2 separate regions of the Homo sapiens genome follow, and region 2 is linked to region 1. The links are chromatin loops, found by intact Hi-C in ENCODE. Cell type or tissue: endothelial cell of umbilical vein. All regions are shown on one strand. Links, peaks and the distances in the headings refer to the core of each region. The heading gives the core; the rest is flanking DNA. Region 1 has its middle 170 kb from the start of TMEM47. Region 2 has its middle 95 kb from the start of TMEM47.

Evidence for each region. A loop is a pair of places that touch in the nucleus more often than their neighbours do. Peaks named below come from ENCODE experiments on the same cell type or tissue, not always from the same donor. Only the 100,000 strongest peaks of a DNase experiment are listed, where the experiment ranks them.
Region 2: a loop joins it to region 1, with 10 times the contacts of the local background. A loop is called at or near these places in 1 of 110 quality-filtered maps.

The regions. Positions count from the first base shown.
Region 1 is chrX:34,482,529-34,494,739 of GRCh38, reverse strand. No RefSeq gene overlaps it. Among named protein-coding and RNA genes, the nearest start is that of TMEM47, 170 kb to the left of the region's middle. In endothelial cell of umbilical vein, for the core only: no CTCF peak of the experiment used is centred there; a DNase peak (open chromatin) is centred at 7,079; H3K27ac peaks cover 709 bases.
Region 2 is chrX:34,556,141-34,568,351 of GRCh38, reverse strand. No RefSeq gene overlaps it. Among named protein-coding and RNA genes, the nearest start is that of TMEM47, 95 kb to the left of the region's middle. RefSeq lists enhancers at 7,515-8,040, 8,041-8,566, 8,567-9,094, 10,125-10,706. In endothelial cell of umbilical vein, for the core only: no CTCF peak of the experiment used is centred there; a DNase peak (open chromatin) is centred at 6,171; H3K27ac peaks cover 1,567 bases.

The DNA.
Region 1 (12,211 bases), core at 5,563-8,062:
ATATATCACTTTTCATTCTACTGGTTTTGAAAATATACAGAGATTTTCTTTTACTAGTTATACTAGATATTTCATCCTGTATATTTAATTAATTAACATAGTCTAAAATTAGTAATTCAAATACTTGCTGAATAATGTGAAGACACTAACACTCTTTAATTTTTGTCATCAAGGTTTTGACATGTTGTTATATGTTATATTGTGTTGAGTATGTTGTATCAGCCCTTTTTTAAGCTCCACATTTTAGACTCATTATTGTTGCTGTTGTTGTTACTATTATTATTTTACACAAAAAAATCTGTTAGAAATGTGTACATTTATATCTCTTTTTCCTTCACTCTTAAGGATTATCCTTAGCAAGTACATGTTTTAGACGTCCCTTAACTGTAGGCTTAATTATGATAAAACTCTCAGTTTTTGTGTACCTTAAAATTATTTTTTGGTCGGGCACGGTGGCTCACGCCTGTAATCCCAGCACTTTGGGAGGCCGAGGCGGGCAGATCACCTAAGGCCAGGAGTTCCAGACCAGCCTGGTCAACATGGTGAAACCCTGCCTCTACTAAAAATAAAAAAAAAAAAAAACTGGGCCTGGTGGGATGTAGTCCCAGCTACTCAGGAGGCTGAGGCAGGAGAATTGCTTGAACCTGGGAGGCGGAGGTCGCGGTGAGCCGAGATCTCACCGCCGGCACTCCAGCCTGGGCGACAAGAGCTGGACTCTGTCTCAAAAAAAAAAAAAAGTTTTTTTTTTTTGTTTTTGTATTTTTGTTTCTCCCTCTCCTTGTTGAAAAACAGACTTTCCGGGCAAACACTAATAGGTTGACAATTGTTTTAGCCTCAAAAATTTGAAAATAATATTCCACTATCTTCTGGCTTCCATGATTATTGTTGAGTTTTCTTGTTTGTTTTGATTTTTCTTGTTTAGTTTTTATGTTAGTTTATTTCTAATTTGTCTCCAGTAATTTATCTTTTTAAAGTGTTTTTTTTAAAGATTTTCCTGGGGTTCTTCAACTTTAATCTTAATGCATCTAGGCATCGATTTCTATTTTTTCTTGACTATGCTATATGCTTTCCAACTACCCATGTATTCTTTATTTCCTTGCAGTTTTATTACTCTTGTAATACTCTCTTCAACTCCATAAGTTTTTAGAATTAGCTCACTCAAAGCTCACCATATTCCACCAGATTTAACAGTACAGTGGCTTTTAATTAGTACATGACCTCCTTTAGCCTACTTTAGCTATTTATACATGGTTTTATTTGTATGTTCTTGAAAACATTTTTCTTTGATGACTGGATGTGGTGGGCAAAATTCTAAAGATGCATCCACACTAAGATCCTTGCCCCCGGTTATCTAATCACACACTAATCTAGGTATTGTTGTTAAGAGATCTTGCAGATATAATGAAAGTCTCAAGTGAGTTAACTTTGAAATATGAAAATTATCCAGGTGGGCCAGACGTAATCAGGTGATCCCTCTAAATACAGAGTTTTCTCCAGCTGGCTTCACAAAGAAAAGTCAGAGAGATGCATCGTGTGAGAAGGAATTGACATGCCCATGCTGGTTTAAAGATGGAGACAGGGAGGCATGTGTGAAGAAATGTGAGCATTCTTGGGTTGTTCACCAATAGCGAGAAAGGAAATTTGGATTTCAATTCTACAGCTGTAGGGATTTGAATTCTGTTAACAAGTTGAATGAACTTATACAGATTTCTCCCCAGCGTCTCCAGATCACAGGCCAGCCTGGCTGATACCCTGATTTTATCCTTGTGAGACATTGTGCCTGTACTTCTGACCTACAGAACTGTGATCTCATAAATGGGTGTTATCTTAAGCTGCTAAATTTTTAGTAATTTTTTACAAAACCATAGAAAATAAACACTCTGGGCCCTCCATACTCGTGGTTCTCCTCTGACCATTATGACAACTTCATTTTCTGGATTATCTTCTGGATTCTCTTCTGCTCACTAAATGCCTTAAATTCTAGAGTTTTCCATAGACCATCAATTGATCACTAGTTTTATAATGTTGTCACCCCAAACAAGACTGTGCAATCTATGCCGACACCTGCCCTTTTTTTTCATTCTTCCTTATTTTATGAAGGTGATCATCTCATTGTGCTTTTTTATTTAAATTTAATTTGCAAATCCTGAGTATTATTTGACAATTTTTTAATTTAAGAAAAAGATAAGGATGAATATAAAGAAAACAACCATATGTAAACAATGTTTTAAATTTGTTAGTAAAATTTCACTTAAAATTTAGTTGAATCCGTAAACATTAACTATGCTAGTCTATTCTGATTTATTGCTTTTCTAATTGCATTCTGTCCCTGTTGTGTATTTGATAACTTGTAGAATTTAAAATATTTTATTTGGACTGTTCATTTATTGTTTCAAGTAGATGAGTCTCCTCTCCCTGAATGTGAAGAATTCACAGATTTTTGAAGGCAGAGATTATATTCTATCATGCTCCCTCAGGAAAGCATAAATCTCAGAACATTAAATATGTTTGATGCAAGTTTTCTGACTGACAGAGAAAATGATAACTAAAAAGGGAGTTTCTGAGTAAAAGGAGAGATAGGGATGTGTTTTCAAGAGTTTCTATTACCATGTTGTCTCAAATTTCTCTCCACCGTCTACAATTTAAGTCAGCAACATCAGTGTCATGGTGCTACGACAGAGAAGAAGGAGGAACATACTCTATTTGTTTTTCTTCCTTACCAAGAAATACATAAATCTATGCCTAGCATCTGCTACATATTTTTACTCTGGCTATCAGCATATATTGTTGGTCTTATTAAGACACAAGGATTTTCAAAGCAGGCCCTTAATTTGTTTTGACAGAGACAGCACAGGGGAGATTTGATAAATGCTAAAAAGTCAACACTTAAAGATGCCTTCTGGGTGTAAGGGCCCCTTGAGTTAATGCAAAAATTAACTCAAGGTGGATTACAGGCTTAAATCTAAAACCAAAAACTAAACACTCTGAAGATAACCTAGGAAATGCCATTCTGGACATAAGACCTGGCAAATACTTCATGGCAAAGATTCCCAAAGCAATCATAACAAAAATCAAAATTGATAAATTGAACCTAATTAAACTAAAAGCTTCTACATAGCAAAATAAACTATAAACAGAGTAAACAGACAACCTACAGAATGGGAGAAAATATTTGCAAGCTATGCTTCAAACGAATGTCTAATATCCAGAATCTATAAAGAACTTGAATAAATTCACAAGCAAAAAACAAACCACCCCATTAAAATGTGGGCAAAAGACATGAATAGACACTTCAAAGGAAAACATTCATGTGCTCAACAAGCACATGAAAAAAATGCACAATATCATTAATCATTAGAGAAATGCAAATCGAAACCACGATGAGATGCCATCTCACACCAGACAGAAGGACCATTATTAAAAAGTCAAAAAATATCAGATGTTGTCAAGGTTGTGGAGAAAGGGGAATGCTTATGTGCTGCTTGTGGGAATGCAAATTAGTTCAGCCACCATGGAAAGCAGTTTTATGGGCAATTTCCCAGCAATTGCATTACTGGGTATATAACCAAAGGAGTACAAATTGTTCTACCATAAAGACACATGCACATGTATGTTCATCACAGCACTATTCACAATAGTGAATTCACAATTCACAAAGGCATGGAATCAACCTAAATGCCCATCAGTGGTCAACTGGATAAAGAAAATATGGTACATATACACCATGGAATACTACAAGCCATAAAAAAGAATAAAATCATATCTTTTGCAGAAACATGGATGTAGCAGAAGGCCATTATCCTAAGCAAACTAACACAGGAACAGAAAAACAAACACTGCACGTCCTCACTTGTAAATGGGAGCTAAACATTGAGGACATATAGACACAAAGAAGGGAACAACAGATAGCAGGGCCTACTAAAGAGTGTAGGGTGAAAGGAGGGTGACAATTGAAAAACTACCTATTGGGTACTATGTTTATTACCTCGGTGATGAAATAATTTGTACACCAAACCCTCAAGACACGCAATTTACCTATATAACAAACCTGCACATAGACCCCTGAAACTAAAATGAAAGGTAAAAAAAAAAAAAAGATGCTTACCAGGCTGGCAGATCATGCCCATTTAATTTACTCTAATGCCTAGCCTAGCCTTGTGCACAGCTGGGATATAACAGACTCTTTCTCATGATAGATAAGATTACCCTAGGGCCATGGGCCAGAGAGACCTAAGGTCTCATCTGGCCATTGAGCTTCTCCTTTGTCCCAAATTTGAATTTATTCATGATTAGTTCTGCTTGCTATTATAACTAGAAGAAATAAGGAGGTCATATGGAAAGCAAAGGAAAACGATGTGATGGATGTAGAAACAGTAGGAAATGATGAATGATGCTATAGGCTCTTTGGGCAAGAGGTTTTAAAGAATGCATGTGAAAGAATCAATTTTCCTGTGCTCTGAATGTATTGTCAAGAAATAAACTACTTAAAATAAACCTTTTAAAAATGTTTTCATTTGTCTTTTCTACATATCTCAACATACCTTCTGCAAAAGCAAAATGCGACAGCCAGATTAAATATTTAAAATATCCCACACATAGAATCGGTGATAAAATGTTATGTGTTATTAATGGCATTTCAGAGCATTTTAATACAAATGAAAACAAATAATAACTACAGAAATGTGTTGGTTACTCATAGTTAAAATTATAACAATAATGCTAACTACTGTTTATTAGGCATTTCCATATGCTAAGCACACTGTTAAGCAGCTTATATAAATGAACTCATTCAGTATTTTTAAAAAGTATGGATAAGCAGGCAAATGACGAAATGGAGGAAAGACTTGTCAAAGATCATACAGCAAATACATGGAAGAAATGGATGTTGTTTACTCAGTTCTCTTCTCACACAAATTCTTTAAATCCTTGATATGCCGCCTCTAAAAAAGTGTTACCATTTATTAGGAGAATTTAAACATGGGAAGACTTTTGTTGAAGATTCATATTTTGTTTGATATTATTTTTCCAAGTGGCATCCAAACAATTACTGTTCCAGCAATGGATATGTTCCTCTGAACCACATTATTATGAATTTACTTCTTATGTTTTATGTCAGATGTCATTTTAAGACAATAATGTGTGGCATATTTAAGAAAGTAACATGTCTTCCTCAGGTTAGACTATTAGTGAAGTTGGCATAAGGGACTTAATGTTAAAAAATTTCATTTTTCTAGAGAAAAAATATTTTCAAGCACAAACTGAATATGTGTATCAAATTCAACTTAGTTCCAGTTTTTTAAATCTATTGATGTTGAAAGAAGCCAGCATAAGTTCATATTTTTTTCTGCTCTGTACTTCTTACTTTTCTTTCTTTTTTTACTTCATTTACTAATTTGAATGTCATCTTAACAGAGGCACTGGGTTTTTTTTTTTTGCAGCGTTTTAACTGATTTTTTTGTACACAACAGACTTATAATGACTCATTTAAATAGATAACATGTTCTAACAGATTAAACAGAAATGTTATACTTTTTTGATAGATATATTTTATATGTGGTAAAATGAGATATTTTTAAAGAATCTGAATATTTTATCTATATTTTTATACCTCTTATAGCTAGTGAATTTTGGAGATATTAATGTATAATTTTCAGAGATAATAGAAGATTCATAGAAAGTTTTGAACAAAATACATAATAGATAACATTAAATGTTTTTGATAGCCATCTACAAAGAGATCTTGAAATAGATAATGCAAACCACCATGGATGATTTAAATTTCCTCTGTCGAATGGTTTTTCACAGAAGGTTTAATTTCAAGACAGGGGTCAAGTCCTACAGAGTTTGGACCTGAAACCAGAGAAAATGTTGCTGGAGAGGTGAGGAAGTCCAGCTAGACAGGAAAAGTCGATTATTCTGAGAGAAAATAACAGGTAACTGATCATCCTGCAGAGCTGTAGTAAAGGTGACATAGCTGGCATATGAGGTACAAATAACAGGGACCTCCAGGAAGGAATATATTGAGATGTATTAAGCTGGCAGGCTACTACTTGTTAAGACATAAGAGTAAACAGGAATCCAGCCCCGTGCCATATGGTTTGAAGTTCGCAAGAACAAAAAACCAAACACTGCATATTCTCACTCATAGGTGGGAATTGAACAATGAGATCACATGGACACAGGAAGGGGAATATCACACTCTGGGGATTGTTGTGGGGTGAGGGGAGGGGGGAGGGATAGCATTGGGAGATATACCTAATGCTAGATGACGAGTTAGTGGGTGCAGTGCACCAGCATGTCACATGTATACATATGTAACTAACCTGCACAATGTGCACATGTACCCTAAAACTTAAAGTATAATAAAATAAATAAATAAATAAATAAAAATAAAAAATAAATTAAAAAAAAAAAAGAATCAGGTCTCTAGTAGCAGAGATGGGAGCATGAGAAAATCAGACTTCCAGTCCTGAAGTTATTGAAGTGCTTCGTTGTTTATCAAGATCAGGACTGATATTAGAGTCCAAATAAATAACTGAGTCATAAGGTAAGGACTTGATCTCAAAAAGAAACTAAGTTCCTGAAACTGTGACATAAAGTCAAACTACAAGAGTAGCCAGGTGAACTTGATTATTGATTGCAATCATGACTTCCTTCTCCAACAAGGCTTGGAGTATTTCTAAAACTGTGACAGGGCCTGCATACTGGCATTAATGGCTACAGGCAGATGATTATGCTGGATATTCTAAATAAGTCTGCTGGGCATAATAAACCTGATAGATTGCGGTAAGATTCCACTTTAAGAATGGTATTTAAGGCAACAAGAATATAATTCACTTTTGTTTTCACTGAGTTTGTTTTGAGCAATCATTTTTAGTACTAGCAGCACGTACGTGATAGAAGGAATATGTGGCTTAAAAAAGCTACAGCTTGACAAACCAAATTGGAAGAACTATAAAGAAGACAGGTACAATAAGATCCTTAAGGACACACTAAAACACCCTTCAAAAATTATACTCTGGCTTATAAAAGCAGTAGAGATTAAATCAGCCCAGTAGTGTGCTGTTTTAAGGAAAACATTTGTCAATTTTGTATTCAGGAACTTGACTGAGGAAAGGGAGGTTTTACTTTTATTTCCAAATTATTCAATTTCTAGACATAAGAACTCTGTGGGCCTTTGAGTCATTCTTTCCTAAACACAAGAAAAGGAAATGACATATCTTAAAAGTGCACAATTAAGCAGTCCCTCACTTAAAGAAAATTAATGTAATAACAATACACACTTGCTAATAGAATAAGTCTTTGAAAATAATATAGTAGTCAAAAAATTTAAAGATATTAAAAGATAACCTTACATTTCTATTCACATATTTGTGTCTTAATCACACCCACATTGAAAGATTATGAACACCATCAGCAGATGTCTTTGAACATGAAGCCCAGTGATAAATAGTTATAATTTCATAAATGTTATCTCATTTTTCAAACTCTAACAATAATTTCAGTTCCCACTGTGAACTTTATATTCTAATTTATATTTTATGTTAAATATATTACTCTGTTCCAACAAAAATGAAATAACCAGATATATTATTATCAAGTAAAAACAGTGATACACATTTACACATTTTATAACTGTGATGCAAAAATCAACTTATTTAGCTTGATAAGCACAGGTGGATTTTTTTAACTTAAAACAATACAGAATTTTATGTTCCTTTTAAAAGAAAAATAAATAAATCAGTAGTACTGGGAATTTTATACAATTGGCAAATGAATTGCTGACTCAGGTAGCATTGAGAATGTAGTTCTGGAATCTCCACAAACACACTCATGTCATGTTCCTTTCACCACTCAGAGCCACTGAACTGCTGCTGCTTGGCCATGACAAACTGTTGGTGGCTGCTGTTCTGTGGCTTGATGCACTTAGTTACCTAAGACAAACATATATATTTGTTTCCCAAAGAAGTTCATGGCAATCATTTGAAGGAGTGAAGCCCAATCCCAGAACTCCTTGCTTTCTTTCAATAACCCATTCATATATATTCTATGTTCCATTTATTCTTAATGCCCTCAGGCCCTAAATCAGTTAAATCGGGTATGTTTTCAAAATGAGAATTTCAAACGGACTTTGCTCAAACCTAAAAGACATTCTCATATCAAATTTTACTGTTTTGCAAATGTCTTAATATTTTAATATCTAATACCTTCACTTCATCTTTCACAGTCTTAAGATGCTTTCACAGACAACAAGGGAAAACGTCTAAATGAATGGTGCTGTTATAATAAGAAAGGGCTCATAAGAAGAAAGAGACACTGACCACTGTGACATCACATTATAAAGTGATATGGAAATGTAGTTAATGTATTATGTATCATATAATTATTATGTAAGACCTTGGCACCTTTCAGGCATGGAATTCACAACACAGAGCAGATTGCCCGGATACAGAAAGAAGAGTCCACACTGATGCTAATAACACTTCGGATAACCTCCTAACTCACTTCCTAAACCTTATTAGCTCTTGCAATCTCCACTTTTCTCCTTCCACTCATGACCAAGTTCCCATTTCTCTGACAGCAGAGCACCACCACCCAAATTTCAAACAGTGAATCTTTCCACCTTTCCATGTTTCTTGCTCTTTGTGAACTTGTTCTTCACTTGCTTTGTTCTGTCTAGTGCCTTAATCTTCATTACAATCCTATACACATCTACCTGCTGTCCTGTTTGAACCCCAAAATAGACAATTCCAATATCTCTTCCCTGGCCTCCTAGATTTGCTCACCCTCTTCACCTAGACTGTGAATTTCCTCTTCTTGGGTAAAGACAGAATTTTGTTTTCTCCGACAGAAAACAAAAGCCTTAGATTCATTTTTATAGAAAGCATTGGTAACTCTGTGAATGTATCCTGTTATAAATTCGTCCTTACTAACTTCATTGGCTAACAATAACTCCTGGAAACTGCCATTCCAATTCTATGATGTTTAGAACCAGAAAAGCAAATTTCGGGAAAATGTAGGAAAGAAAAAAAAAAAAAAAAAAAAGATGTTTCTTCATACTTTCCTAGAGTCCTCTGGAGGAGGGAAAGAAATTTAAAAGCTTTTCTCAAAATATGAGTTTCAGATTGGTAGCAACATGTTAATTAAACTCTGTTACTAATCACAGAATGTTAGATTGAAAAATCTGTGTTCACTCATATGCTGTTTATTTTTTACTAAGTATTATATTGACTGGTTAAAATATGCTTGATCGGCTAGCCATCTAAAATAATCCCTTGCTACTTACACATTGTCTTTCTATATTTATTTTATATCTCTAATGAATGTCTTCAAAGGATCCCAGCAGCTTACTTCTGCTCAATCAAAGCCAGGGTTTACCTTTTAAGACCAGTGCAATTACTTTAATACAAAGCAGAAAACCACATGCATTGGCTCTATGTTCAAATTAACTGCCCTTTTTAGACACATCCCCCAAATCCTAGACTTTTAAGACTATTGATCATTTCAGTCTGTGTTGTTATCACTTAACTGATTGAATCTGTTGTAGTTGTATCTCACGGGACTGAGATTTCTGTTAAATCAGGCTTCTAGGATCTCTCCCCTACTAACTTCTCACAACAGATCATGTCACATTGTCATAATCATAGGGCTCAGAAATTTCCAATTTACTCATTATTATATAGAATAATGGGTAAGTGTCCAGGACCTCGGGTTAGATGGCATGTATTTAAATTCAAGCTCAAGGGGACAAATGTCAGCAAATAGGACTCTCAAGCAATTCTCAAGCACTTGTGCCCCCACAAAAGCATAAATTTGAACAATTATTCATGTACAAATATATCTTCACAAGTGACAGGTGATAGATTACAGCATCTTAGTATATCAAAGAAATAAGAAAAGTCACATTGAAAAGGGTAGGAAGAACAGCTTCACGTTACCCTCTTTACCTCTCTCCCAACTTAAGGTAGCACAGTATGGAAAGAGATACCCTCCATATGGGGGAAGGGGAAGGAAGTAAGCAATGGTCCCAGCTTTGGACCCCAATACTGGGAATTCCCCAGTAAAACCCAGTGCTAGGCAGAACTCCAGGGCCCCAGACTCTAGACAGTGCCTGTGTCTGAGCCTCCAGCCACCTCAGCTCCAGGCCAGATCCTGTAGTTCCAGGTTCCAGGCTCCAGGCATGCTAGATGGAGTCTGTCTCAGAGCCACCCCACTGCCAGCCTAAACCCAGTGGCCCCAGGCTCTGGACTATTCTCAGCCAAGTCCACAGCCCAACCTCAAATACCAGGTGGACACTCAGAGACACAGATTCCAAGCCTTCCCAGTGCCAGGCTGGTCTCTCTGGCCCAAGCCTCCAGACTGGCACCTGTGGCACTATGTTCTAGCAACCCAGGGATTAGGCCTGATCCAGCAGAAACAGGATCCAGGCCAGTCCCAGTAGATCACAATTCTGGACTGGCACGTGTGCACCCAGGTCCCTGGCCATCCCCCACAGTCTCAGACCCCAGGCAAGCCTTCACGGACCTAGCCTCTAGGCTAGCACCTGCACAACAAGCCCCCAGGCCAGCATCAGTGGACATAGGATCCAGGCTAACACCCACAATCCTGCTCTCCAGAGCAGTCCCCATAGAAACCGGCTCCATGCCAGCGTCAGCATCAGGTCAAACCGAGGCTCCAGAGGGCCCAGGTCTAGGCCTGTTCCAGAAAACCCAGGGTCCAGGACCACTCCAGGAAACCCTTTTGTCAGGTCGAATCCTGTGAACTGAGACTGCATGAACACCCCTGAAAACCCAGACTACAGTCTAGCCCTCATGGACCCAAGATCCAGACCTACTTTTGCAGACTTAGGGTCCAGACACACCTCACTGCCAGGCCAGCCTTAGAGAACTGAAGTTAAGGGCCCACCCCCATGTCATGTCAACCCCTGTGGGCCTAGACTTCAGGCCAGCCTCCACACATACTGGATTTTGTCCCATATTAATGGACCCAGGTTTCAGGCCTATCTCTACCAATGCAATTAACAGGTCCACCCCAGTGGATTCAGGATTCAGAACTAATGCTGCATACTCAAGTGCCAGGCTTTCCCACCTGCTGACCAAGACACCAGAGGCCAGGCTGCACAATGACTCCAGCAGCAAGCCTACCTCCAGACATGCCAGGCAGCCTACCCAGAATCTCTGGATGGGCCGACAAGCAGAGGGCTCGCCCAGACAAAGCCAGTCTGTAAAGACTAGAATAAGTCTTTACGTTTTCAAAAGAGCACGCATCAATGTAAGGAGAAAAAAAGACAAAGACGTAGAAAGCTCATTTAAAGCTATAATAGCAGAACGCTCTGCAAATTTGGAGAAATATATGAATATTCCAGTACAGAAAGATTAAGGGTTTCCAAACAGATTCAATCCAAACAAGATGATGCATAGACATATTATAATCAAACTGTCAAAAATCAAGGACAAAAAGAGAATCCTGAAAGCAGCAAGAGAAAAGAAGGACATAACATATAAGGAAGTTTGAGGTTAGTAGCAGATTTCTCAACAGAAAGCTTATAGGCCAGGAGACAGTGGGATGATATATCAAAAGTGCTGAAGAAAAAAAAAAGTCGACGAAGAATACCATATCTGTCAAAGATGTCCTTCAGAATCAAAGGGAGATAAAGACTTTCTCAGACAAACAGAAACTGAGAAAGTTCATCACAATCAGACCTGCCTTACAAGAAATGCTAAAGAGACTTCTTCACACGAAAAGAACCTGATGCAAATTAGTAACAAAAAAAAATATGAAAGTATAAAACTCACCGGAGAAAAAGTACGTAGTCAAATTTAGAATACCATTATAACATCGTAATGGTGGTTTGTACGTGACCACCATTATTCTTCAGTATGAAAGCTTCAAAATAAAACTATTAAAAATAAAAATAGCTATTATAATTTCTTAAGGGACATTGCATTAGTCAGGTTTCTCTAGAGGGACAGAACTAATAAGATATATGTATATATGTATATATGAAGGGCAGTTTATTACGGTGAATCAACCCACAAGTTCACAAAGTGAAGTCTCACAATAAGCCATCTATAAGTTGAGGAGCAAGGAAGCCAGTAGTGGCATAGTCCAAGTCCCAAAACCTCAAAATTAAGGAAGCTGACTGTGCAGCCTTCAGTCTGTGGCCAACGGCCTAAGAGCCCCTGGCAAAACACTGGTGTAAGTCCAAGAG
Region 2 (12,211 bases), core at 4,701-7,200, 74 kb before region 1:
TCACTTATTACTAATAACAATTTTTGATGCATATGTTGAACAGGAGTGGCAATAATGGGCATTCTTGTCTTGTTCCGATCTTACAGAAAATGCTTTCAGCTTTTATCCATTACATGTGATGTTATCTGCAGTCTTGTCATATATGGCCATTTTATGTTTGGGTATATTCTTTCTATACCTAATTTGTTGAGTTGTTTTTAATTATGAAAGGAGGCAAAAGTTTGTTAAACACTTATGATTTTTACCCTTCATTCCATTGATGGGATGTATCACATTTATTGATTTGCATGTCAAACAATTCTTGCATCCTATTTGATCATTATGTGTGATATCTTTAGTTTGCTATTGAATTCAGTTTACTAGTATTTTCTTGAGGATTTTGCATTTCTGTTCATCACACTATCCAACATCAAGCTATACTACAAGGCTGCAGTAACTAAAACAGCTTGGCACTGGTACAAAAATAGACACATAGACCAGTGGAACAGGATAGGGAACATAAGAATTAAGCTGCACACCTACAGTCATTTGGTCTTTAACAAAGTTGACAAAAATAAGCAATAGGGAAAGGACTATCTATTTACTAAATTATGCTGGGATATCTGGCTAGCCATAGGCAGAAAAGTAAAACTGTACCCCTACTTTTCACCATTATAAAAATTAACTCAAAATGGATTTAATATTTAAATGTAAGACTTCAAACTATATGAATACTAGAAGAAAACCTAGGAAACATCATTCTAAACATTGACCTTGGGAAACAATTTATGACTAAGTCCCCAAAAGCAATTGCAACAAAAACAAAAATATACAAATGGGACCTAGTTAGACAACTAAAGAGCCTCTACATAGCAAAAGAAACTATCAACAGAGTAAACAAACACCCTACTGGATGGGAGAAAATATTTGCAAACTACGCTTCCAATAAAGGACAATACCAAGAACCTACAAGGAGTTAAACAAATCAATAAGCAAAAAACAAATAACCTCATTCAAAAGTTGATAAAATACATGAACAGACACTTCTCTAAAGAAGACATACAAGTAGTCAACAAGCATAGGAAAAGATGCTCAGCATCACTAATCATCAGAGAAACACAAATCAAAACCACAATGAGATACCATCTCACACCAGTCAGAATGGCTCTTATTAAAAAGTCAAAAAAATAGCAGATGTTGTCAAGGTTGCAGAGAAAAGGGAATGCCTATACACTGTGGGAATGTAAATTAGTCTAGCCCCTATGGAAAGCAGTTGGAGATTTCTCAAACAACTAAAAATCTAACTACCATTTGAACCAGCGATCCCTTTACTGGGTATATACTCAAAGGAAAATAAATTGTTGTAAGAAAAATACACATGAACTTGTATATTTATAGCAGCAATATTCACAATAGCAAAGACATGAAAATAACCTAGGTGCCCACCAACAGTGGATTAGGTAAACAAAATGTAGGACATATACACCATGGAATACTATGCAGCCATAAAAGAATCAAATCATATTCTTTGCAGAAACATAGATGCGACTGGAGGCTATTATCCTGAGCAAATTAATACTGAAACTGAAAACCAAATAATGCATGTTCTCACTTATAAGTGAGGTACACTTATATGTTAGATACACATGGACATAAAGACAGGAACAATAAACACTGGGATGCAGAAAGGAGGGAAATATGGAGGGGAACAATGGCTGAAAAACTTCCTATTGGGTACTATACTCACTATCTGAATGACGGGATCAATAGAAGCCCTTAGTGCAGCATCACACAATATACTCTCGTAACAAACCTGCACACATTCACCCTGAATCTAAAATAAAAATAAAAATAAAAAATAAATCCCGTCATTTGTAAGATGCTGAATCAAGATAAGAATAGTTATTTTTCTTGACCATAGCTCCTTCATATGCTGTTTTCAGAGCTGGGTTGGTTGAATGAAATGAAATTTTTGGCATGCAACCATGCAGTAGAATTGGCTCTAATATTTCAGATTCACCTGGGCATACAATATTTTAGGGCTTTCTTCAAGGATCCTTCATTCATTTGCAGAAATCTATTTCTTAAGAGCTTGTAAGTGTTTTCACTCATTGCCTGACAATATTCTGTAGAGTCATCCTCTTAAAGAAATGCACATCTGCATAGCAGTTGCTGCTTATTGCCCACATAGTATGCATAAGAAAACGTGCATAATATGCATAAGGAAATGTTGTTATGTAAAATATTGCTGCTTCCTCCACCTGGAATGTTCTTCCCCAATCTAAGTGTGTTCTCTCTCCTCATCACTTGGGTCTCTACCCCAACGTTACCTTCTGAGAGAGGCCTTTGCTGAATTCCTTATCAAAAATAGTCAACTCTCTCCACATTCCCTTAGCCAAGCAGTCTCTCTTTTCACCGTGATTAGTTTTCTTTATACTATCTGTCACTTGCTAAAAGGGTATCATTTATTTATTTTCTAATTAATTACTATAAGTCTCTTTTCCTAGAATGATAGCTCCATGAGGATGAAACTTTTGTCTTATTTTATGGCTGTGTCTCCAGCGCTTAGAACCCTTAGAAATTGCCTAGGATTATCTGAATATCTCTCTTAGAACAATGCCTGGTACATAGTAGCAATTCAGTAAAAACATACTTATTGAAAGAATATTAATATTGTATTTTTGTTCGCTATAGCATTCATCACAATTGTAATTAAAAATAATTATGTCATTAGTTATATATACCTTTATCCACTCTCCCACTGGAATATAAAATCCACGGCACATGAATTGTGCCTTTCTTTTTCATTGTATTTGGGTTAAATGGAATAAACACCAGAAAAGTTTTGTTGCTTACTCTCATGAAATCTAATGATGCAATTTTTCTATGGAAGAACAGCACGATGAAAATAAATAACAATTTAACAATTTAAATGAAAGATCAAGACAACATAAAAGTTAGGAATTTGATAATATGTTAGACACTCATATTTGTTAATGCTAAGCCGTTTCTAGTAATATGGGATTAGATGGTAAATAAATATTTAGCACATGTTCTTACAAGTATTACAAGAATGAGATAGGGTGGAAAAGTAAAAAAAAAAAAATCACACATAAAAGGCAGTGTTCAAGTATTTTAAAGATAATGACTCTTATAAGGAAATAGTAAAAGTATTAGAAGAGCATTAGCATAGATGCAGCTATGGGTCACCACTGCAGGCAAGTAGTGAGAAAAAAGCCTGGAAGTTAGATTACCAGATGATTAGAAATTTAGTTTTAGAACTTTGGACTTCAACTTCTGTCAATGACTGGTGGGAAAGCAAAAAAGACTTTTAATCATCTTAGTAGAAAAATAAAATTGACATTTTAGCGATAATTATGGAGGCATAGTAATGTAAATACAGTGACAAACTAGAGGAAGGAAAATCAGATAGTAGGCCAGTAGTGATAAAGTAGCAAACACTTCCAGTGGAAACTTAAAGGTAAGTAATAGGGTAAAACACACTTTTTTCCGATCAATATTGAGTTCCTCCAGTATTTTCTGACACTTATTTCTCAAAGGCAATAGATAATCTGCTGTACTCAGAGCAGGAATCTGTCATTTACTTCTTCTAAGTAGATAACATGTCTAGATATTTCCCAGCTATTATATTCTATAAATTGCCTAGGATTATCTAAATGTCTCTCATAGGAGACTGTAGGGCAGTCACATTATTTATTGGAAATAAAGTTTTTGTTTATGTGCTTATGGTCATCAATACTTATTTTAAAAAGACATGGTGAGTATTGGCCATCTGCATAAGGTTTAAAAAATTTTTGTTCCTGACTTTGTAAGGGTGAATTCCCCATCTGATTCATGTGCAAAACTCCAAATAAAGTTATTTGGGATTATACGTGAGGAATTAAGAAAAAAAAAATCCATATAAATAAATAAGCCTATATACATTTAGGAAAACTTATTATCCTCTTTTAAAGAAAAAAACTCCATTGTAGATAATAAAACTTAGAAATATCTTGGGTTGTCTTCAAAAGAAAAGAAGCACATAAGCTCTCTCAGAGAAAAAAAAAAGAACTGTAATAGGAGGTCAAAGGAAAGGGCTTATTGAAATCCATTACGTTCTTAAAAAGATATTTTTTGGCTATAATTGATGGCACAATATAATATATTTCATTAAAGAGGAGAACAAAAATAAAAATTAACCCAAGTACTCTTCTAATTTCTATTAAAATTGGACCCATGAATCTGAAGATATTACTTAAGTTGTAATTTTTACAGAAACTTTTGAGGTTATATTACATGACAAACCAGACTCATTCAGCCTGGTTAAGGTATGACACTAAATGCCAATGGAAGAAAAAGATGAGTCACAGCTGGAGGTGGAGTTTGTCATTCCACAGGAAGGACATTCAAATTTACCCTGAAGTAATGTACTACAATGCCTTTTGTTATTATAGTTACATTTGTATGGCATAAATTGTGCTCAAAGGTAAAACATCCCAATGATTGCAATTATTCTGAGTGGCTTTATAAAAATACTCTTTTGGAAGGAGAAGGAAAATTTTCGCACTGATAATTATTGTTACTATATTAAAAGCAGTGGCTTTTTACTAACTGTGAAACTGCAGCTGATCCCGCTTGCTTTCAATTATCATTAAAATTATAATACAATAATTGTAAATAGTGAATTAATTTATTTTTTAAAATTATAAGTAATACTATTGAGGACTAAGCTCTGATTTTTTATCTTACCCAAATTCCTACCTAAGGGGTCTAGGGAGTCATGCCCTACAAACCATAAATTCTCATCAGATGGATTTTATTTGACCCTATATATCATGACTTACTTTTCAGTCTGACTCTGTCATAACATTATGAGACAAGGAAAAAATATTTAACCCCAAAATATATTTCCTTCTCATACCTTGAAATTGCCCTGCAAAGTCTCCTGTGGGAAAAATCCACATCTTATAGAGAATCACCTTTCCCCTTTGTTTTCCTTCCTTTCTTTCCAGATCCAGGAGATAATCAGCTAGGAGCCAGGCACCCTTTTAGGTCCTATAAGAAACGTTTTACAACCTGCCCTCTCTCTGAAGCCTGCTATCTGAGAGATTCCTCTGCACAATAAAACTTGGTCTCCCAAATCCTTTATCTTAAACTGAACATTCCTTTCCATTGATCCTAGGTCTTCAGATAAACTCAACCAATTATCAACCAGAAGATGTTTAAATTTACCTATAGCCTAGAAGCACCACCCCCCCACCCCGCCCCTGCTTTGAGTTGTCCTGCCTTTCTGAACCAAACCAATGTATTTCTTAAATGTATTTGATTGATGTGTCATGGCTCCTTAAAATATATAAAACCAAGCTGTACCCTGACCACCTGGGGCACATGTTCTCAGGACCTCCTGAGGGCTGTGTCATGGGTCATGGTCTCTCATATTTGGCTCAGAATAAATCTCTTCTTTGACTCTTTTCATCAACACTATCCTTGTTATTTTATATCTTATTTTAGAGACTTGGGAGAAGGATTTCCTGCTTTATGAATTTATTACAAATTAATGAAACATTACTCTAAAAGGTCATAAAATAGCAAAATTATTTTAAGGAAGGGGAAAACGTCAGAAGAAATCTTCTTGGTTTTCATCTGCTTCTTCCTATTCCATTCCGCCATATTTCCCAGTGGGAAACCGGCCCCTCACTGTTATAAACCTTGTCTAAAACGAGTTAAATGGCTTAGTTTAAAACAAATTTATCATCTTAATTCTGAGGAGAAAATGAATGAGCAAGAAACAGTTTTGATATCAATTTTTCTTGATATCAGGTTAGTATTGCTTTGAGGATTGTGTTTTTAATGCTGACAAACACACACAAATCTTCACATTTATCCCAAGGATCGTACTTTTTTTTATAGCTCTATAAATTCTCCAGGCCGGCCTATTTCAATTATACCTTTCAATTTTTGAGCCATTTATTCTGCCTGTGTGGGTAGGTGATTCTACAGAAGCCAAGACATTGCTAATTATTCAACAACACTTTACTTTCCTATTTAAATTACAAATGATAAGTGAGGTTTCATGAATGTGTAACACAGTTTGTAATACCAGAGAAAATTGCAGGGAGCCTTACACAGCTATTCATAAACCTCATGATTCAAGGTATTACTCTCAAAAGGGGAAAGAAATTTTTGTGGAATGTTGAGTGTATTTCCTGTTTGCTCCCAGGATAGCTATAATGCTTTATTTCCTACAATAGAATTAGGATGTGGTGTTAGAATGTGCTTATCAAATGTACAAGAAATAAGATTAAGCAAGTTTGGTTAATTAATGTTATATATTATTTATGTAACACAATCTATACCCAACATCTCTTTCCCTCTCCCTACTCGCAAGAACACATATATAAAAATCAGATATTTCTATACAATTGTTGATAGACCTAGAATATTTTGAAGAAATAGGTTATGGTTAATTATGGTAGAGTATGTTTTTTGTTATCCTTTTTATACTGTGATTTATGGAACTAAATAGATGTCCATTTTTTGTTTATTGACTGTCAGAAACCTCAGAGGTAAATCTCTGGCCCTCTTTTGACAAGTATGCTATAGTCAAATAATTATTACAGATTACTTTTAAATTGAGATATTACAATTTAAAAGTAATTGAGGAGTTCGAGACCAGCCTTGCCAACATAGCAAAACCTCGTCTCTATTAAAAATACAAAAATTAGCTGGGCATGGTGGCACACACCTGTAATCCCAGCTACTTGGGAGACTGAGACAGGAGAATCACTTGAACACGGGAGGTGGAGGTTGCAAATATGCCACTGCACTCCAGCCTGGGCAACAGAGTGAGACTCTGTCTCAAAAAATATAAAATAAAATAAAAATAAATAAATAAATAAATAAATATATATATAAAACGCATATAGAAATCAGTATTCTTGCTGCATTTTATGCAAATAATTAGGCCAAGTACAAGACTAAAGTCTGTTTTGCAAACAACACAGTCTTATAATGATTTGTTTTTAACATAAATGAGGACTAGAGAGAGAAAAATTATGTTTCAAAATCTATCGTATATTTGTCATTAAATTCTAGACCCATTAGTTGTTTTTAAGTTTTTGCCTACATTTTAAACTAACACTGCTCATTCCTGTAAACCAACCAGTGATCACCAACTGCAGCTCAGAAGGAACAAGAGGGATGGGTATTGTTAAAAATCTGGATCAATGTTCTAGTTCTGAGCAATTGTCCTGCAAATCCTGCCAGGTGATGGGAAGAAATTGAGTGCCCATCACCCGGAGGTCTTCTTTTTGGGAAAGTAAGACCAATGGAGTTAACCAAAGCCAAACTCCATGCACCCAAATCCTAGCGATCATAACTACAACTGCCAGTTTTATGGGAGTGTCACAAGACATCTTTTTCTCTCCCTTTTTGGAGAAGGACTGAATTCCACGGCTTCACCTTAGCATTTGGCTTATGATAAGGAGCCCATGCAACATCCCTCCCCCACGAGACAAATTTTTGGTCCCAAACTCAATTCCAAGTTTTGGGTCAAAGCCCTAAGAAAGAAAACTGGATCTAAGGGATCCAGAGGAAGATGATAACAAAAGTTAAAAGGCACAGCACAGGTAGGCATTACTAATTCCTGCCAGTTGAGCTAAGCTTCCTGTTTCATGGATAAAGGTCATGTTAGTATTCATGGCATAAATGAGTTCCAGGGAATTCAAAGGCTATTGACAGCAGGGGAGATAGGCATATGTGGTTAAGAGCAGATAGTCCCATCCCCTAAGCCCCCCTGTTAACATGGTTGAAAGCTGCTTTGACATCCATGGGTGGCACCCTGTCATAGTCACCAGAATTCAGGGATATAAGAACGGAGGAAAGAGGAATGCCTAACTTTTCCTCTCCCTCATGTACCCTGGGTATTTGCTAAGAAGAGAAGGAAACCAGATAAGTAGCCATTCATCTTCAGTCTGTGCCCCTTTCAAATGCATACTGACCCCCGCGGGACTCCTCTGAGAAAGAAGCCTTCTTTTTTTTCCTTTTTCCTCCTCTGTCCTCTCTTCACAGCTAGGTAATTGTGTTTTTATACTATGCGCTATGGGACACTCTTCTCAGGTGCATCCTCCAAACTGGGAAGAGTTAATTTCCCAAACCTTAGACTGGTTGGTTTAGGATTGGGCTCAGGGGAAGGGAACCCGGAATCCTGACATGCTGGCAACAGGGTAAAAGTTTGTTTTTTTTTTTTCTTTTTATACCAGTCAGACTTTTGGCCTCCCACTCCCTGTGCAAACGAGTAAAAGGACTCGGGATTTCTTGAGCTGTCCATAATCCGCCCCCCGCCTTATTTGTTTTGATATATGTTTTCTAATAACCCAGTTTTTCTCTTCTCACCTTCAGGCCATCAAACTCCAAATGGTCATGCAACCAGAGCCTCGGATGATGGCCCCTTTTGCCGGGGACCCTTAGATAGGCTGTCTTAGACCCTTAGACCCTGCCTTAGAGCCTTAGACCCTTAGATAGTCAGAAGAAGATCTGACTGCCATTTTCCCAAAACAGTACCCCCTGTCATCAGGAAGCAGTTAAGATTGATCTTTGTCCTTCTCCTTATCTTTACTCTAACAGCAGATAGATGTACTTCTTTAGAGGGGCGAATGAGACAGTCAAAGGCCAAGGCAGATAATAAGGGGTCCCTGGAGAATCTCTGACCTGCCCCACAAGTATTTACATTAGATGTTTTTGTGCAGATGAGGGAAGCTTGCCAGGGCTTGTCTGGGCATGCCCACAGTGGACTGGAGCCCAACATGCACATGGGGGATGTGGGTGGAGGAAGTGGGTGGAGAAGTGGGGGGAAGTGGGTGGAGCCACAGGGAATTCACACCCTATGCAGGGGAGGAGCCTGCTTTCTTCAGTCTATGTGGTGACCTGGGAATCAATCTATGAGGTAGAGAGCCTGTTAGCAGGTCTCTATCTCACTTTGCTGACTTCTTTTTTTTTCATTTTTTCCTTTTTGCTAAATAAAGTCCTGCTATACTCACACTTCAATGTGTCTGTGTGCCTAAATTTTTCTGGTCATGTGACAAGAAGCTAGGTTTTAGCTACACTAAGGAGCAAAGTTCTACAACACTTCTCCACTAGTGGTTTTTAAATAAATAAAGCTGGAATACTAATATAATCTTGCCTTTCAAATTGCAAAAGACAATCCTTTACCCTCCCCCCATCCTCTTTAAAAGAGAAGTATCTATAGACTCAATCAAAAATGATTCTGTAACCAAGAGTGCACCTGGTTAAATAATAAATTATTAACGATAATCCATGTAAGGAATCTCTGCTTCTGACTGAGATGGAGTAACAGGGGCTGGATTTGTCATTTGTGCAAGTCCATTTGCAGTGCTAAAAGGGAATATCTGATGCTGGGTAATTTATAAACAAAAGAGACTTATTTGGCTCATGGTTCTGCAGGCTGTACAAGAAGCATGGCACCTGCATCCACTTCTGGTGAGAGCCTCTGACTGCTTCTACTCATTGCAGAAGGCAATGGAGGGCCAGCATGTGCCAAAATCACATGGCAAGGAAAGAAGCAAGAGAAAAACAGAGGGAAGGTGCAACACTCTTTTTAACAAAAAGCTCTCATAGGAACTAATAAGAGTTACATAGCCTTCCAATCACCCCAGGGAGGGCATTAATTTATTCATGAGGAATCTGCCTCATGACTCAAACACCTCCCATTAGGCTCCACCTCCAACATTGGAATCAAATTTCAATATGAGCTTTGGGGGAATAAACATCTAAACTACAGCACCATCCTTTCTGAAATATCCAAAAGGCAAGAAATATATTGGAAATACCCAAAAATGAACAATCTCAGAAAGAAGCAAAAAAAAAAAAAAAAAGGAATATGGAAAAGACCGTGTGGAAAAGAGGGACCTAGTTCTAACCCAGCAGACTCCTTATGTTGAAAAGACAGAGATGAACGTCTGGGGAAACCAAAGCATCTAGAGTTCATAGGACAAGCTATCTGTAAAGAGAGAGCTAAGCAGAGAGAATGCTGGTGATCCACAGTGGAGCCTTCTTGATTTAGCTGAGTACTGACAGGTATGTGTGTGAGGAAACCACACAAACAAGGCGTTATGTATAATATGGCTGTTTTTGCTCCACTCTGAGCCTCAGGAACATTCTCATAGACTACATCATCCAGTCTTTGCCTTCGGCTTTTGATTAATTTTAAACAGTGGGAGGCACTTCTAGGAGGTGGGAAGAGAGGAGGAAAGAGATACTGATGGGTTTATTCTTTCTGTTTCTTCCCTGCTTCCTTGAGGTTCTGCAGTGGTTGAGTCACTAGGCCCTTGCTATTTCAAGTGTGATCCTTGAACCAGCAGCATCAGGAGCACCTGGGAGTTGCTAAAAATGCAGAATACCTGGCTTGCTTCAATCAGAATCTCCATTTAAATAGGATCCCCAGTTGTGCTTCATATACATACGAAAGGTCACTCTGTGTTCCAAGGCTCCAGCTTTCTCCAAGTTAAGGTACCACCTTTTCCTCCTCTTGTCTTTCCTGGCCCTGGGCCCATAATGGCTTTCTGCTGTCACTAGTCCCTTGTTAGATTGTGGAGCTCTGTCAACATCTCTGTAAATAGGTCCTTTTAAAATGTATCTTTTAGTCAACACTTTTAAGTGTACAATCTGTTTCCTGCCAACACCTTAAATGATACAGTAATATACTATCCATCTTAATATCTATACATCTATGTTGATAGCTATATACATACTCTATCTTTATAATACTTTTAGCATCCCTACCTCTTCCTGAAATTCAAAACAGCCTTTTTTATGTTTTGTTAAAAAATACATAGTATTAGCACTTTTTCCCCAGTTACAACTAAATAATATCTAATGATATACATCATAATTGCCCAAAAATGAAAATTCAGTTTTGGAGAAAAATTAAGGACTTCTGTGAATCTGGAGAAGAAAGCAAGACAGTACTTTGTGTTTGTATGCTAGTTTGGTAGGCAGCCTCTAAATTGCCCTACAGTGATCCCTGCCTGCTGATTTTTACACTGTTTTGTAATCTTCTTCTCTTGAAAATGGGCTGAAGTTACTGACTCACTTCTAACAAATAAGAATATGACAGAAGTGATGAAATGTGACTTCTGGGATTAGGTTATAAAAAGATGGTGGTTTTTGTCTTGAGCACTCTCTGTTACTCTGTCTTGCATTCCTCACATGGGAGGAAGCTGGCTGCCATGTTGTGAGGGAAGTTCTGTAAAGGGGCTTTACCTGGAGAGAAACTGAGACCTACTGACATATAGATAAATGAGCTTGGAAGTGGATCCCCACTGTCCCCATCCCCACCATTGAACATTTCAGACGAGAGACACCAGCCCCAGCCATGAAGCAAAAAATTAACTGCAGTAATAAAAGAAAAACTTCTGCCAAATTAAATCCAAAGGAGTTTAATTGAGCAATGAATGGTTCTTATATCAGGCAGCTTCCTGAGCCAGTGTAGGCTCTGAGACTCTAGTGCAGCCACATGGTAGAAGAAGATTTATGGACAGAAGAAGGAAAGCGATGTGCAGAAAACAGAAGCGAGGTACAGAAACAACTGGATTGGTTACAGGTTGATGTTTGCCTTATTTGAACACAGTTCAAACAGCTGGCTACATTTGATTGGCCAAAACTTGGTGATTGGCAAAAGTGTAAGCTGCAGTCTATTTACACCTCCACTTGTTATAGTTCACGATATACAGAGAAACCTTTAGGCAGAACTTAAAATATGTAAGGAGGCAGCTTTAGCCGAAACTTGATTTAACTATTCCCCGCTTTTGGTCATCTTCTCAATTTTGAGAGATTGATAAAAACTTTAGTCATTGATGTCACCCTCACCATTGTAAATGTACTTATTTGGTCTTGAAATCCACTGGGAAATGGTAGAGCAGTGGGTTTTGCAAGGTGGGAACAAGGACTGAGTAGAAGGTACCTCTTTATGCTGGAACGTTCTGTTCACAGGAGAAAAACAAAACCTGGTCTGTGTTGTCTTAAAGTCTTAGTTTGATTATGTCATATTTAGCATGAGTGACTCCATTTTGCTTTGGTCTGGTCTGTTGAGGCCTAGTGCATGAGCTCAGTCCAAAACAATTGCCTCACATAATTTAGTTTAATAAGACTCCCCTCTTTTGGTCAGATTCTCACTTAGGTGAGAGTGTGACCAAAACTTAGGGCCTAGTACCAC